Regions from separate parts of the Homo sapiens genome. Here region 2 is linked to region 1. A link is a loop called in an ENCODE intact Hi-C map of the cell type or tissue named here. Cell type or tissue: CD4-positive, alpha-beta T cell. All regions are shown on one strand. Links, peaks and the distances in the headings refer to the core of each region. The heading gives the core; the rest is flanking DNA.

Region 1 (5,714 bases), core at 260-5,259:
GCTTTGGCCACAGAGATGTTTCACAGCATTGTTTAGAATACTGAAAACCAGGAAACAAATGTTTAATTAATAACAGATTGCCTATAAATTAATAACATTTATGGTGCTTGTACATGTGAGAAATATGTGCAACCAGTAAAAATGATAATGTAAAGAATGACTGGAAAAGATATCCATACTAATATTAAGTGGGAAAAATAAGATTAAGATATATAGCATTATCTTGTTTTTTGCAAAAAGAAAGTGAAGTCAGTTATAAAGACAAAACCTCTGCAAATGTATATATGAATTTAAAATACATAAAAGGATATACACAAAAGAGCTTGAGTGGTAGCATTTGTTTTCTTATTCTTGCTTACTAAGACTTCTGTATTGGCTGAGTGTGGTAGTTCCTGTCTGTAATCTTAGCACTTTGGGAGGCTGAGACAGGAGGATCACTTGAGGCCAGGAGTTCAAGACCAACCTGGGCAACATAGGCCTCATCTTTACAAAAATAATAATAATAATTAAAAAGACTCCCTATGTTTCCTAAATAGAAATATAGTATTTGTAATAAAAGAAAAATAGCTTATTTTCTTAATTTCATTCAGGTTCTCTCATTAATATTTTCTTCCACTTCTCTGGCTCTGAAGCTCAAGGCTACTTATGCTTGAGGACACTCATTCATCCTCAACTGGCCATAGTTAACCTGTGGCTGTCCAACCTCATTTCTTCTTCCTCTCTCCTTATCCTTTTTGCTGTAAACCAATTTAGGTATCCACGGACAGGTCACTGAAAGAGATAGAGGAGGTGAATTATAAACGATTCCATTCTGCTCTTATAATTTGATACTTTGTATGTTAAACTTGTATTTAATGTAATATATTTAAATAAAATTTACTTACATGCTCTCGATGGTAACCCCTTCTTCCCATTTGCTTTGAAAGATTAAACTATCCCTTTTTATTCTGAAATCAGTTTGCTGCGAGACTTCTGTGGAGATCCAGAAAGATATAATAATGCATTTTAAGATGAACATTATGTTATATATTAAATACCTGTAATATCCTAAATGTAAAATATGTATCAGCTTTTCCTTAGTGGTTCTTTTTCATGCTCCTGCTCCTTATGTCCCTTCAATATGATGAAAAAAATATTCCTTTTGAAGTTGGGCCAAGATAATATAAAATGGTTAAATGGAAGAAGATATTAAAGGGGAAGGGTGTTCTGAAATCTAAGACGTATTTTTTTGGATAAGCTAAATCCAGATTTTAAATCATATAAACCTGGAGATCTGGCCAGGTGTGGTGATTCATGCCTGTAATCCCAGCACTTTGGGAGGCTGAGGCAGAAGAATCGCTTGAACCTGGGAGGCGGAGGCTGCAGTGAGCCTAGATCGTGCCATTGCACCCCAGCCTGGGCAACAAGAGCCAAACTCCATCTCAAAAAATAATAATAATAAAAATAAAGCAAACCAAACCAAACAAAAAAACCTGGAGAGCTTTACTTGCTTTACCAAAAGATCACCTCAGATTTCTTCAAATATCTTGACCTGGTAGTGTATTTTAAAATTTCTATTTTAAAATTTATGAAAATGTCACTTTAACTTTTTTTGAATTAAATCAGTAGTCTTGGTTTGAAGACCTTGCTTTGTGCTTCAGATTATAACTTTTCAGTGAAATTCTCCCAACCTTCCCTTAACCCTTAATTCAAACTGGAAATCGTTAGCTGTGCTAAAATGTTACCTGGCACTCTCAGTCAGTGACAATGTTATCTAGTCCTTGGCTTAATTATATGGCTGGACTGAGCCTTTAAGCAACCAGTATAGCTAGGAGTAGGGATCAGCAATGGGAATGCAGATATTTGTGGAATCGTAACTTTTCATTGTAATCAACCCAGTCCCAAAAAATGATCATCTAATGAAAGCCCAGGAGCCATATACCTGTTCTTAAAGCCAGTGGAAAGCAGGTGGCCACGACTCCTCTTTCTGCTGAGCTATCAAGTTCTTTGACTTTTTGTTGTTTGTTGAAATGTGCATTGTAAACCTCCATCATGCACATGAGGTGTGTTGTGTGGGGAGCTTATGTTGCCATATGTTTTCCAACAGAACTACTTGGCCCACGAGGAGCTTTTGATTGCTGTGGAAATGTTGTCTGCTGTTGCTTTACTAAACCAGGCCTTGGAAAGCAACGATCTTGTGTCTGTGCAGAATCAACTCAGAAGCCCCGCAATAGGCTTAAACAATCTGGACAAGGCATATGTGGAACGGTAAGGAACATTTTCCAAACCTTCTTTCAATGCAGAAATGCATGTTTGGCAGATCTTAAAAGTGAGGAATTTGCCTGTTGGTGGAGAAATCCATATACCATGCTCATGTTTCTTGAAAACTAGTCTGTTTTAAGAGTCCTTCTAATTAGTATCCTTGTTTACAGTATTCCTTCTGGGGAACAAGAAGAATCAGAAAGTGATCATCCTGTGGCAATTAATAAATGACTTTGTCGTTGGCAAAGATTATTTGATAGGCTGAAAATAAAGGAACTATTGGAAACATACCTTTCCTTGGGCGTCTTTTGGAAACCGCAGAATGTAGAAGAGTTGGAAGCAACTTTAATAATCATCCAGTCCAATTCTTTTATGTCACTGATGCAGAAACAGAATCCGGGTTATGGACCTAAAATTGGGCAGTTGGGCCCCAAACTCCACTCTTCTGATTATTAAGCCAAAGAAATCCTGAGACCACAGTGGGTCATGGCAGTGGGTAACAACATCCATTTATCTTTCATTTCATGTTTCTGAAGTGTGCTACCAGATAGTACAACTGATAGCATTGTTATAAAACACTATAGCGGATCTTGAGAGAAAATCAAATGGCCAGAATTGGGAGCCAGATGAGAGAGTCGCTGAGATAAAAGCCCCAGTTAAAATGAGTGAATCTTGGATTCTTGTAACCACCAGGGGGAGATGTCTGCACAGATCTTGACAAAAGCTCTTTTCAGCTACTGATTTTGGAACGGCTCTAATAGGCAGGTTGGCTAATTCTCTTGGGTCATGTACAGTTGCCAAGGAAAAACCAGAGATTTCTTAGGTTAAACAAATGGTATTTGACCACTTGTCTATGTAGTGAATGGCCAAAAGGTAATGGAAGGATGGTGGGTTTTCCTTGTTTTTAGTCTTTTTGGAGAAACTAATTCTCTTGTTCTACTTAAATTTGGCCATCTGGTTCATATGACTCCTTAGAGTGTGTTTCCAAGGTAATTTATATCTACCACCACTGTTTCTGTTACTTGTTAATGGCACCATTCTCTCCTGTAAGCTTAGAAACCTGAAGCCCAATTTGAGTTTCCCTCTGCCCTCAGCCGGGCACCCTCGTGCTCTAAAGAGCCTGCTGTCAGTAGCCAGTCTATGTGCCTTATACCTCTGCAAGATGTTTCCATTTCCCTGCAACCACCCTCACTTAGACTTCTCACTTTTGCTTCTGTAGTAACCCCTAAATTGGTCATCCTACTTCTTTTCTCTCCCCATTCATTAATCATTCCTACCTAACCAGGCTTTGCCATACTTTCTCAGTGCTAGAGTAGAAGACAGACCCGGTCAATCCCTTATGAAGCTTACAGGCTAATGGGGCATCTTGGTGAGATAACTGTCAAGACTATTCCACATATTTAGCATCCCTGGCAACTGTCCTCCACATGACATTAGCCCCTGACTCACCCATTCTGATTATCAAAAATGCCTGCTTCTTCATTTACAAATACCCTTAAAGAAGTGGTCCCATTCTATTTGAAAACCATATTCATACCTGTAGTTTCCAGCTGGGACCTACAGATGGAGCCTCACAGTTCGAGTGTTCTGTGTGAAGAACTTTTAAAATGTTTTGATTTTTTTTTTTTAATTTAAATACATTCTGGATCTGGAAGACCCAGTACTGACATGGGATTTAAGGGCCCACTTGGGTTCTTGTATTGACACTTGTATTGGCCCCAAATGATCTTCTACAGCCTTGGCATTTTACTTCCAAAGTCAGCATCTTAACTTGGGATCTTGGAATCCCAGTTTTGCAGATTATCAAGTTTGAGAAACACGGCTCTGTCCAGGGCCTCTCCCCATAGAGTGCAGGTTCTTCATAGCACAAGTGTGCTGTGCATGGCCACCTTGACAAATTCATGCAAAGTCTCTCCCTGTTCACCGTGGCTTCTACTCTTGGGGCTGTGTTTGCCCAGAGAGATTCTTTTGTCTAATTCTCACAAAAGTATTGTATGGGTTAACATTAGCCTTGGGCATACACTGTTCCCAGATTAACTGTTCTAAAATGTAACCCTATTCATAATTCTGTTTGATTGTTCCTTGTTCACATCCGAATTAAGAACAGACTTCTCATTCTAAGCATGTTGCTCTGACCTTACCTCCAGCTCCATCCCTACTCGTATTTTGTGCTTTAGCCAAGTCCAAGTGTACTTTCTGGTCTCTGTGTTCCTATGCGTGGTCCTCTCACCATCAGGAACTTGGTGCCTTTACCCAGCTCAGCTAAACACAGTATTGGAGCTTCTGAGCCCTGCCTACCATACATTATGTTCTGTGAGGTATATCCGTGCTTCTCCCCACCCTAGCATCTGATGTTATCTCTCCTGGGAGGTAGCATGATGTGGTTAAAGGAGCATATGCCTTGGAACCAAAAATATCTGAGATTGACCCTCCCTAACTAAGCCTTTTTCCTTCATCTATAAAGCACAAAAACAAAAGAAACAAAAGCCCCACTCTGCATTTGCAGAACTGTTTTGAGGATTTAGTGTTTGGTTCAGTGCCTGTCCCAGGGAGGGTGCTCCACCAATAAGGGTTTCCTTCCACTTCTTGCTTTGAACCCCATTATATCTACTCTTATGGACTCTTTAATGGTCCTTCCTGTGCTCTGCTTTTATACCTTTTTGGAATTTTTGTCGTCTTACCCACTGGTCTGAAAGCATAAAGGCTGCACCTTTTTCCTCCTAATATTCCTGTAGTGCCTGCCATGTTTTACATGTAGTAAGTGCTCACAAACATCTGCTGAACTAAATTGGATTACTGATCTTCTCAGAGCTTCCCAGGGCTCTTAGATTAGTAGACTCCTTACTAGTCTGTCCATAGATGAGGTGAAGAGAACTGAGAGGAGTGAGAGGAGAGGACATTGACCTGTTTGGGGAAACTACGGAATATTTCCCAAAGTTGGTAACTTCAGTACTGGAGAGAAATACTCAATTGGAAAAGCCTGTGGAGTTCTCTTGTGTTACTTTAAAAAAAATTTTTTTTTATTATTATACTTTAAGTTCTGGGATACATGTGCAGAACATGCAGGTTTGTTACATAGGTATACAAGTGCCATGGTGGTTTGCTGCACCCATCAACCCACCATCTAGATTAGGTATTTCTCCTAATGCTATTCCTCCCCTAGTTCCCCACCCCCTGACATGCCTCGGTGTATGTTGTTGTTCCCCTCCCTGTGACCACATGTTCTCATTGTTCAACTCCTACTTATGAGTGGGAACATGTGTTGTTTGGTTTCTGTTCCTGTTAGTTTGCTGAGAATGATGGTTTCCAGCTTCATCCATGTCCCTGCAAAGGACATGAACTCATCCTTTTTTTTTATGGCTGCATAGTATTCCATGGTGTATATGTGCCACATTTTCTTTATCCAGTCTATCATTGATGGACATTTGGGTTGGTTCCAAGTCTTTGCTATTGTGAACAGTGCCGCATAAACA
Region 2 (5,714 bases), core at 315-5,314, 410 kb after region 1:
ATTTGACTTCCTATAAATTGGTAGAGGCTTGCGTGCAGATTCAGTTTAGAATTCTGGGGCAGGACAAATTTGTAGGTATTGTTATGGGCCTCTGTCAAGAGACACATAATATCTGGTTTGCAGATATTGATGATTGATATTTAGGTCCATTAATTTATTAGGGGCTATGAAATGCTGATATTCTAATTCCACCATTCCTTCTTTACTTATCACTTGAAATCTTTCTATAAAGAGAAATTTCCCTTCATCTATCATTTGGTGAGCCAATGGCATGGTTCATATAGGAAGGGAGGATAAATTATACAAGTTACATGTTTTCAAATGAATTGGTTCACCGGTATCATCTGCTGTGATTAATTAAAGCTCCTTTGTCTGCTGTTTTGTAATTATTGTCTTTTGTCTGTGATATAATGCTGTAGCTAACATTATTCAATTTGACAAGTGAGCACAAGATGCAGACACAGCTTCACATACCACTTTTCTCTACATCAGTATGCGTTAATTCCTGAATTATCCAATATTACATTCACATTAGCCATCACTGAAAATGACACCTACAAGGCTGGGCATGATGGCTTACACCTGTAATCCCAGCACTTTTGGAGGCTGAGGTGGGAGGATCGCTTGAGCCCAGGAGTTTGAGACCAGATTGGACAATATAGCAAGACTCCATTTCTAAAAAAATAAAAAATAAAAAAATAAAGTTAGCCAGGCATGGTGGCATTCACCTGTGGTCCCAACTACTAGGTGGGCTGATGTGGGAAGATTGCTTGAGCCCAGAAGTTTGAGGCTGCAGTGAGCCATGATTGCACCACTGCACTCCAGTCTGGGCAACAAAGTAAGACCCCATCTCTAAAAAAAAAGAAAAAAGAGAATGGCACCTACAAAGTTAATGACACAGAAAGAGTTTAATAAGCATGTGCATACTTAAACCCCATAAAAACTTGAAGATACTTAGCACGTCTTTGTTCTGTGGTTTTTTTTTTTTTTTAAATAAGGGTCTTCAGAAGGCTATGGATTACTATTTAATTATATTTTAATCTTCCAGCTATTGTATCATCCTAGTTAGAACTGCTAAAGAGCTAAGGATTAACCTGGTTTTTGAAAGTCAGGGTGTAAGCCAGCCTACACGTCTCCCATAAACACGCTTGGTTCTTCAAGTTCCCAGCAAAAGCAACACAGCCATAACACAGGTGAGGTACATTGCTTATCAATATATACAGATTAATTGAAGTAAGAACTGTGCTGTTAAAGAGAAGTACCCAAACACATGTTCTTATAAGTTTATGCAAATAAATTCTCTAACAATTTTATATTGGAATAAAATATATATGGCAAAATATACAAACATTCATATTCCCACTGAATCTCTGTGGCTGTCTAGCCACTTGGCAGAAGATCAAAACTCTGCCAGTTTATGAAGCAGATTCTGCATTAAATTAAGGTACTGTCCTGGGCAATAGGGCAAGTGCCCATCTGTAGTAAAAATACAAAAATTAGCCAGGCACAGTGGTGCTTCCCTATGATCCCAGCTACTCAGGAGGCTGAGGTGGTAGGATTGCTTGAGCCTGGGAGGTCAAGGCTGCAGTGAACCGAATTCACACCACTGCACCCCAGCGTGGGTGACACAGCAAGACCCTGTCTCAAAAAATAATAATAATAAAATAAGGTATTGATGCTCTCTGTACATTTGGACCTAACAAAGACTCTCTCCTTGACCAAACTTTAGTCAATCTCTCCTGAGCCCTCTTCTCAACTAGGCCTCAACGTGCATAGCCCAGTTTTCACAAGAATCCCACAAAGTCAATTTAGAGAGAATCCCCCACCCTCAATATTTGATCGCTGTTGATGTCAATCAAATTCCTCATACCCTACCCTTGATATCTCATCAGCCTTTCCTGCCCTCAGCAAGAGCCTTGTTTGGCCACTCTAGCAAGAATGCCCCGTCTTTGATTTCTCTTCTTAGTAAATTTCCATCCACCATTACTCCCAACCTGCTCCTTGGCTGTAAATCTCCACTTGTTCTTGTCGTATTCAGTGTTGAACCCAGTCTCTCTCCCCTATTGCAATGGTCTTGACACTTTTACCTATTGCAATAGTTCTGATTAGGATCCTCCTTACCATGTTAATAAGGGTCAGAATGATTTTTTCTCTAACAAACCTGGGCCCAGCCTACTCTATCCAGCACTAATGTGCACCTCCCAGAAGTAAGGGAGTCTTCTTAGGATCCTCTTCTTTGATTACCTGAGATAGAAGGTGTGGGGGACCAAATTAAAGAGTACACCCGTTTCTCCCGACATTCTTTCCCATTCCTTAGATGAAGAACAAGAAGACATCACATTGCTAGATGCAGTAAAATGGGTACATAGGAAAACTTCACCAAAGGATTAAAAATAACATAATTACACTATCACAATAATCATTCCACTTACACAATAAAGTTAACTCAAGTGGGGATTCTTAGTTTCATGTTAATTTCCTCCCATAATGCCCCAAGATGGGGACATACTCTTCAGATAAATAGTCCTGCTCCTGGAGCACCCTGAGCATTCCTGGAGCTCCCTGCGCATTCCTGGCACTGGCATTTATCTCACTACATTCAAGTCACCTCTTGTCTGGGCTCCTCCAGGGTAGGGACACCTGGGGTGATGGTGGGAAGGTGGGGAGTTGCTCCTCATAGTTGAACACAGGCCTCTAATTCCATAATCATCTGAAGAACATCAGGCCCAGAATGTGGACCATTAGAAGCTCCAGGCAACATTTTGGCTCTTCAGATAGACAATACCGTGTTAGTCCTTAAACTTGTGCCTGAAACCTTTTGAAAATGTCAATGCTTTATTGCCACCTTCTGGTCAATTGTGTTTTGTGTTACTTCTTCAAGACGTCATTTGGTCTCAGTAAAAAGGATCTGAGAGAAATGAAGTCCCTGTCAGAGCAGAAATCCCACTTCTCCAGTGGTAGCCAACATGGACAGAATGTTATATATCCCTTGAGAAATTTCCCAAGGATGTGAATGCATGTATATGTCACACAAATGAATACTGTTCTGAATCTTGTAGGGTATAAAAGACAGGTCATTATAGCTTACATTTCTACAGAGCTTTGTTTTTAAAAAACAGTTTACAAAGCGCTTTCACATTTGGTCATTATAATAACTTGAGAGGCAAGTAGGATGTATTAATAGAATGATCTGTTGGCCATCCTATAAAAAGACAGGGAACTGTCAATGAACTCTAACTTTCCTTGCAGATTTGTGCTCCTATTAATCTTTTTAAGCTTTCTAGAATGGTTCTATATCTACTTTTTCATTAGCAAGCCCACTTTTGCACTTAAAATGTAATTTAGTTTACAAGAATAATGTACGCATCATATTAAACCATCTATTGTGTAGATAAAACTTTAATAATCAATTAATAACATGTATACATTAATGCCTCATGCTGATGCATAAACCTGAATTTATGGTTCATGATGATGACGATGATGAGACAGTAACATGTGAATTAAGAGCACTGCCTCTGGAAGCAGACTGTCTGAATTTGAATCCCAGCTCTGACTCTTTCTGGCTGTATTATCTTAAGCAAGTTACTTAATCTCTGGACTTCATTTTTGTTCTCTGTGAAATGGAGGTGATGATGATGATGATGGTGATGATGATGATGATACCTATCCCACAAGACTGTTATGATAATTAAATGAGTTAATATCAATACAGTGCTTAAAACAGTGCCTAGCACATAAATAATTATTTTTGAAAAGTAATTAAACCAGCTCCTGGCATGTAGCAAACACTATTTATAAAACAGAACAACAATAATTAATATTCATTGCAAACTTGCTATGTGCTAGGTTCTAAATTTAGAGCTTTCCACTCTATTATTTAATCTCCATCTGACATATGAGGAAACCTGAAACACAGAGCGCTTAAGTAACTTGCCTAAAGTCACACAGCTAATGTGGGTAACAGAACTGAGATTTAGTTAACGTGTCTCTGTCTAGAAGTTGTTACTTTACTACATAACACATGTCTGTGTTACAACTAAAGCATTTCACCCATTTATCAAGTTAATTCTATACTATTTGGAATCCTCTGTAACCCTAATGAGCTACATAAGCATCCAACTTTGTCTTTCTCTTCTAGGGTTTTGGTACACATTCAGATGAATCTTAATTTGTTCATGGCTATTTTATATGCAGACATATTCAATGCCAAATGAAATGCCATGACTATATTTAATAAGTGTATGATGATAATAAAGAAGTTGTTAGGCTTACATTCTGTCCTTGCTCATCAGGAGACTGTTCCAAGAAACTAATCTATAACTTTGGTAATTAAATATTTACTCATCATGATCTCAGATTGAATCCTCATGAACTAACACACGGCGAGAAGTACATATCAATAAACGATGGGATCATGACCAGGATCTTCCTTGAAACAGCAAGAAGGTAAATATGTAGTTGTGGCATTCCAATGTTTCCTTCGAATCATTTTAATTTCCTTTCTTATATTTTTAAATATTTTATATTATAAGAGAATTGTCAATAACTTGCTCCACCTCAGGGAAAAAAGGGAAGGGAGGAAAGGAGAAGACTCCTACAGAGTTAAATGCTTTCACATTTCTTGATTAATTCAGCACCCTACTCCACCCCCAAGTACAGGTGGGAGATGCTTCCTCACACCCACTCCACTGAGGGTCCAATCTAGGACTCCATCAGTCCTCTCCCTCTCCTTCGGTTCATGAGTGTCTTGGGGTATTATGTGCATTGGGTAGTGAAGCTGGCTCCCCAGCTTCACTGGGGATGAAGTGAGTGTTCCTATGAGTCAGTGGGGGAGGATGCTGGAGGAATGAAGTCCTCGTGGGCACCAAGGGAGGATGGTTACCAGAGTTCCCTGGTGCAGGCAGGGGTGACACTCCCATGAATGAAAGTAGAGCCAACTGCAGCTGATGGCCCAGCTCCCAAGCAGTTCCTGAGCACCAATAGCCCTCATGGTGGTCCCTTATCAGATCTGCCCACCCAGTTCTTCCTGGGCAATGCGCTCTCTCTCTTCTTGAACACCTTTTCCTAATGCCCAACCCAGCCCCAGACCCTGTTTCCTCTTTACTGTATCCTCTTGTTTCCTTTTGGTCTTGGAAAAAATTCTTACTTCCTTTAGCTCCTAACCTTCTCTAGGGTACTTCTTGCTTTTCCTCAAACTCTAGTCTTTTGTTCTTTTCTGATAGGCTGATGTTCATCAGACTCAGAACCCATTCCTTTCCTTTCAGACAGAATCTAAGGGAAAATGATACTATATTAATTATATGACTTATAATTGTTATATAACACACACATATGTATGTATACACACACACACACACACACACACACACACACACACACAGTGAGAGAGAGAGAGAGCCTTGCTTTGTCACCCAGGCTGGAGTGCAATGGGGTGATCATGGTTCACTGCAGCCTTGACCTCCCAGGCTCGGATGATCCTCCCAAGTAGCTGGGACCACAGGAGTGCAGCACCATACCTGGCTTATTTTTAAAATTTTTTAAATTATTATTTGTCTCCTTATGTTGCCCAGGCTGATTTCAAACTCCTGGGCTCAAGTGATCCTCCTACCTTGGCCTCCCAAACTGTTGGGATTACAGGCATGAGCCACCATGACTGGCCAACATATAATTATTGTCGTAATATTTTATAATATTTGGACATTATATTGTTA

The links. A loop is a pair of places that touch in the nucleus more often than their neighbours do. Peaks named below come from ENCODE experiments on the same cell type or tissue, not always from the same donor. Only the 100,000 strongest peaks of a DNase experiment are listed, where the experiment ranks them.
Region 2: it touches region 1 in a loop (5-fold over the local background); 37 of 110 quality-filtered maps call a loop at or near these places.

The regions. Positions count from the first base shown.
Region 1 is chr5:76,598,726-76,604,439 of GRCh38, forward strand. It overlaps IQGAP2 (IQ motif containing GTPase activating protein 2), which reads left to right. Exons shown (of 36, transcript NM_006633.5): 11 at 2,087-2,247. Among named protein-coding and RNA genes, the nearest start is that of F2RL2, 22 kb to the right of the region's middle. In CD4-positive, alpha-beta T cell, for the core only: a CTCF peak has its summit at 2,921 (motif pointing right); a DNase peak (open chromatin) is centred at 2,946.
Region 2 is chr5:77,013,522-77,019,235 of GRCh38, forward strand. No RefSeq gene overlaps it. Among named protein-coding and RNA genes, the nearest start is that of AGGF1, 14 kb to the right of the region's middle. In CD4-positive, alpha-beta T cell, for the core only: no CTCF peak of the experiment used is centred there; a DNase peak (open chromatin) is centred at 2,840.